Regions from separate parts of the Homo sapiens genome. Here region 2 is linked to region 1. A link is a loop called in an ENCODE intact Hi-C map of the cell type or tissue named here. Cell type or tissue: ascending aorta. All regions are shown on one strand. Each heading gives the region's core, and the rest is flanking DNA. Links, peaks and the distances in the headings are about the cores only.

Region 1 (2,918 bases), core at 194-2,693:
TGGGGGGCTGCAAAGATCGTGCATGACCTCGACCCCTATCCAGGGCCGTGCTTGGGGCAAAACTGCCGGGATGTCCATGCAACCCAGGGCAGAGGACCTTAATTACTGTGTTAAACACTTTGCAGACCTCCTTTCTGGACCCCAGAGGGCCCCCACTCCCACCCGCTAGCTCTATTCCTTCATGTCCAGGCATGCTGGTCCTCCTGCGACCCCTCCTTGGGAGCCTCCTTCCCTGCCCCGAGAGGCCACTGGTTTGCTTACTGCCCTCTTCAATCCTCCCAACCCAGGGTATCCAGGCGCTCTGCCTGGCCCTGTGCATTTTGATCCATACCCTGCTGAGTCGGGACTCAAAAGCCAAGGAAGTTGAAGACTTAGAACTCTTCATGCCGGAAGAGGCTGCAGGCAGAGGCCGCACCCGGTCTGGGCCGTGGCCCCCTGCTCTGATGGCTGGGTTCCAGGGCTTGGCTGCACTCCGCATGCTTGACTTCGTGGGTCTGTCCTGCAAAAGAGCAGAAAAGAAAAACATGTCTCCATCACTTGAACCTGCTGCATGACATCATCACACTTTACACCCCACATACCACGTCACCATGAACTATCACAGAGTAGGAGCACCTATGATTTGGCTGGAAATAGAATATTCCTAAGATGGGTTTATAGGCTTTATACTAGGCTAATTTTTACAACTCCATAACAGCTTTTACCAAACTACTGAAACATATCCACATTACTGATGTCCTGACATCACTTTTCAGCAGAATGACCTGAGACAGCATTCCACCAAATACCCATACACTATGTATCTGTATCTCACACCCAGATAAAACAGGTCAGCCAGAGTCAACCAATAAAATGCCCATAAGCTTTGTGGCTTTAGGGTTGACAAAGGAACAATATACTTATTTTTAAAATAAACATAAATGAATTACTTGAAAGAATTCACAGAAGCACAAAATGACTTTTTTCTTCTTTTGGATAAAAATGGGTATCATAAAAAATTAATGAAGCATATTTTAATTGGTCAGACCCAACACTGTTGGGCAGAGTGACTGCCCTAACTACAATATTTTATGAAAGGAAAATTGTTCAAACCAGCAAGATACAGCTGAAGACATCAGGGGAAAATCCACACAGAGATGTGGAAGGCAGCCCGAGACTGGCCAGCAGGGACCGGCACTGTGATTCCTGAGCAAGGAGCGGCCTGGTCCATCCCTCACCCTCTCAGAGCCTCTGTTTCTTCTGTCAATAACATAACAGGACTGGATTAAATGCCCTCTCGGTTCTCTTCCAGCCCCAACCCTGACTCCGCCTGTCCCCATGGACTCAGGGTGTGACACAGGGCACCAAACCCATGATGTTCTGTCCTTTCAAAGAACATCAGAAATGCACTTTACAAAACACCCACAAGTGACAACCAATTCTAACTGCCACTCTCACAGTGCACAGGGTGGGGGCAGGGTGGGTCTCACTAACTGCCCCCGGGGGATGGCGGCCAGTGCTAGCGTCCCTGGCTGCCTCTCCCCTCACAGCCCGTTAGCCAGCCACGAGAAGAACCACAGGCAGCATCCTGCTCAGTCTGCGACCTTGTTTCTCCTGACAATGTCTCTCTAGTTCCCGACCATCTAGTTCCCGACCCTATTGAAACAGTGACCAGCTGGTGGCGTGTGTCCAGGCATGCATCTGACTGAGCTCACGCTGCAGAGCTGATGGCAGCGGCTCTGTGAATGCTGCTACCAGTGGAAACACTCCTTTAAAGGCGGCGTAATTTGTTTTCCACAGTGTTTCCAAGGAAAACTATTAATGATTCAGTTACATAATTAGTTCAGAACCTTATGAGTCTCAGCTTTGTTCCAAGTATGATGATTTTTTTAAAATTCTGGATTACAGAAAGCAAGTTAATTATCATGTATTTTACAGATGTTCAGCACCGATTATTTTTCTTCTTCAACCCACGATTTTTATTGCTTGTTTCCACAGCAACAATGAAAGAATGCATAGGTTGAGACCTATACAGTAACTAATTTCATGAGGACCTCCTCCCAATATAAAATGAATGAACAGAGCCGGAGTGACTCTTGAAGAGAATTACTGATGAATTTCACCAATTACTGCAGAATCAACCAGCAACCTGTCAGTCTGACTGACTCATGGAGATGACTTAATAAAGTATCTGTTTAATCAAGACACCCTTTTATGTTATGATTAGAATTACTTAGAAATGACTATTACAGTCCAGGCACAGTGGCTCATGCCTGTAATTCCAATATTTTGGGAGGCCAAAGTGGGAGGATCACTTGAGTCTAGGAGTTTGAGACCAGCCTGGGCAACATAGCAAGACTCTGTCTCTACAAAAAATACAAAAATTAGCCAGGCATGGTGGTGCACACCTGTAGTCCCAGCTACTTGGGACAGTGACAGAGTGAAAACCTCTCTCTAAATAAAAAAAAAAAATAAAGGACTGGATATTACAGGGCTTACTTTATGAAAACATAGGATGATTTTGCAATCTGTCTACATTTTCCAAAATCTGCCCAGGTTACCCCTGAAATGAAATGCCTTTTATTTATTGCCCACCACCACACCACCACAAAAGAGAAAAATATAGAGATGAAAAACAGCAGGAAGAGGGTGGATGTTTTCCCTGTCAACCTTTTCCCCAACATTTCAGGAGTCTAAGTCCTTGGTTAAAGAAAAGAAGGAAAAGCCACCTCAGTCAAAATTAAAAGATCTAAACTTCTCTCTTAATCTCTGGCAACAAATGCGTCGATCCTGTGGATGGTGCCCCTGACGAACACGCAGCCTCCTTTCCAGGGTTGGCAGGTGGCCCGCTCTGAGGCAGCACTGTCCAGGCCCATGTTTGTTGCATCAGGGTCCCTTTCTCTTGGACCCTCTGAATTCAACCCAACTACTCCCACATG
Region 2 (2,918 bases), core at 226-2,725, 69 kb after region 1:
TTCAACAAATAGGTCTGGGATGATCAGATAGTCACATGAAAAAAAAAATGAAGTTGGACCCTCCATCACACTAAAGTGCTGCGATTATAGGCATCAGCCACCACATCCAGCCCAAATGATTTTCAAAAAGGTCAACAAGACCATTCTTTTCAACAAATAGGTCTGGGATAATCAGATAGTCACATGAAAAAAAAAATGAAGTTGGACCCTCCATCACACCATATGCAAAAATTAATTCAAAAATGAATTGATGACTTAAACGTAAGAGTTACGACTGTAAAACTCTTAGAAGGAAACATACGGGTAAATCTTAAAGACGTTAGGTTTGACAAAGAATTCTTAGACATGACACCAAAAGCATGACCAACTAAGGTAAAATAGGGTAAATTGTACCTACCAAAATGAAAAACCTTTGTGCTGGAAAGGACACCATCAAGAAATGGAAAGCCAAAATAGCCAAGGCAATATTAAGCAAAAAGAACAAAGCTGGAGGCATCATACTACCTGACTTCAAAGCAACAGTAACCAAAACAGCATGGTACTAGTAGAAAAACAGACACATAGACCAATGGAACAGAATAAAGAACCCAAAAATAAATCCACATATTTATAGTCAACTGATTTTTGACAATGACACCCCTTCAATAAATGATACTAGGAAAACTGGATATCGATATGCAGAAGAATAAAACTAGACCCCTATCTCTCACCATATAGAAAAATCAACTCAGACTGAATTAAAGACTTGAATGTAAGACCCAAAACTATAAAACTACTGGTAGAAAACATAAGGAAAAACGCTTCAGGACATTGGTCCAGGCAAAGATCTTATGGCTAAAACCTCAAAAACACAGGCAACAAAAACAAAAATGGAAAAATAGCACTTTATTAAACTAAAAAGCTCCTGCACAGCAAAGGAAACAACAGAATGAAAAGACAACCTGTAGAATGGGAGAAAATATTTGCAAACTATCCATCCATCAAGGGACTAGTATCCAGAACACACAAGTGACTAAAACAACTCAACAGCAAAAAAGCAAATAATCTGGTTTTTATATGGGCAAAAGATCTGAATAAACATTCTCAAAGGAAGACATACAAATGTCACTATCATTCTGCCAGTACCACACTGTCTTGATTACTTGTTAGTGTATAAATTTTTAAATTGGGAAGTGTGAGTCATCCTACACTTTGTTCTTGTTTTTCAAGTTTGTTTTGGCTATTCTGGGAGCCTTGCAAGTATAAAATAGCCAACAAGTATGAAAAAATGCTCACCATCACTAATCATCAGAGAAATAAAAATCAAGACCACTATGAGATATCCTCTCACTCCAGTTAGAATGGCTACTATCAAAAAGACAAAATATAATGGATGCTGGCAAAGATTTGGAGAAAGGGGAACTCCTATACACTGTGGGTAGGGATGCAAATTGGTAATGGCCATTATGGAAAATAATACTGAGGTTTTTCAAAAAACTGAAAATAGAACTACCATATGATCCAGCAACCCTACTACTGGGTATTTATCCAAAGGAAAGAAGTCAGTATACTGAAGAAATATATGCACTCTCATGTTAATTGCAACACTGTTCACAACAGCCAAGACAGGGAATAAATCTAAATGTGCATCAACAGATGAATGGATAAAGAAAATGTGGCATATACACTCAATAGAATACTATTCAGCCATTAAAGAAGAATGAAATCCTGTCATCCCAGCAACATGGATGAACCTGGAGGACATTATATTTAATGAAATAAGTAAAGCACAAAAAGATAAACAGTACATGTTCTCACTCAGACATGGGTGCTAAAAAGAAAATGGGGTCACAGAATTAGAAGGGGAGGCTTGGGAAAAGTTAATGGATAAAAATTTACAGCTATGTAAGAAGAATAAGTTTTAGTGTTCTATAGAACTGTAGGGCGAGTATAGTTACCAATAACTTATTGTACATGTTCAAAAAGCTAGAAGAGATTTTGGATGTTCCCAGCACAAAGGAATGATAAATGTTTGTGATGATGGATATCCTAATTACCCTGATTCAATCATTACACATTGCATACATGTATCAAATTATCACTCTGTACCTCATAAATATGTATAATTATTACGTCAACAAAAAAAGGAAAAAAAAGAAAATTAAGACAACCCACATAATGGAAGAAATAAAATATCTGCAAATTATATATATCTGATAAATATTTAATATTTATAATATATAAAGAACTCCTACAACTCAAGAACAACAACAAAACAACCCAATTCAAAAATGGGTAAAAGCCTTGAATATACACTTATCTAAAGACTATATACAATTGGCCAATAAAGACACGAAAAGATGCTCAACATCACTAGTCATCAGGGAAATATAAATCAAAACCACAATGTAGAATGTAGACACCACTTCATATGCACTAGGATGGCTAGAATAAAAAGGTAATAACAAATGTTGGTAAGGATGTGAAAAAATCAGAAACCTCATTCGCTGCTGTTGGGAATGTAAAGTGATGCAGCCACTTTGGAAAACAGTCTGGCAGCTCCTCAAATTATTAAATACAGAGTTACCGTATGACCCAGGAATATTCCTCCTGGGTCTATAACCAAAAAAATGAAAACATATATCCACATAAAAACTTGTACATGGGCATTTATAGCAACATTATTCATAACAGCAAAGGTGGTAAGAACCCATATGCCCATCATCTGATGAACAGGTAAATAACATGCGGTATTATCCATACACTAGAATATTATCTGCCCATACAAGGAGTGACATCCAGCTACATGCTACAAGGATGAATCTCGGAAACCTTATGCTAAGTGAAAGAAGCCAGTCACAAATGACCACAGATTATGATTCCATGCATCGGAAATGACCAGAATAGGGAAATCTATAGAGACAGAAAGTAGATTAGTG

Evidence for each region. Hi-C counts contacts between places; a loop is a spot of excess contacts. Peaks named below come from ENCODE experiments on the same cell type or tissue, not always from the same donor. Only the 100,000 strongest peaks of a DNase experiment are listed, where the experiment ranks them.
Region 2: it touches region 1 in a loop (4-fold over the local background); 19 of 110 quality-filtered maps call a loop at or near these places.

The regions. Positions count from the first base shown.
Region 1 is chr17:20,094,212-20,097,129 of GRCh38, reverse strand. It overlaps SPECC1 (sperm antigen with calponin homology and coiled-coil domains 1), which reads right to left. Exons shown (of 15, transcript NM_001243439.2): 2 at 332-499. The coding sequence starts at 478. Among named protein-coding and RNA genes, the nearest start is that of SPECC1, 86 kb to the right of the region's middle. In ascending aorta, for the core only: CTCF peaks have their summits at 1,426 and 1,653; a DNase peak (open chromatin) is centred at 1,659; H3K4me3 peaks cover 966 bases; H3K27ac peaks cover 2,500 bases.
Region 2 is chr17:20,025,399-20,028,316 of GRCh38, reverse strand. All of the region lies in intron 1 of SPECC1 (sperm antigen with calponin homology and coiled-coil domains 1), which reads right to left. Among named protein-coding and RNA genes, the nearest start is that of SPECC1, 17 kb to the right of the region's middle. In ascending aorta, for the core only: no CTCF peak of the experiment used is centred there; no DNase peak of the experiment used is centred there; H3K27ac peaks cover 941 bases.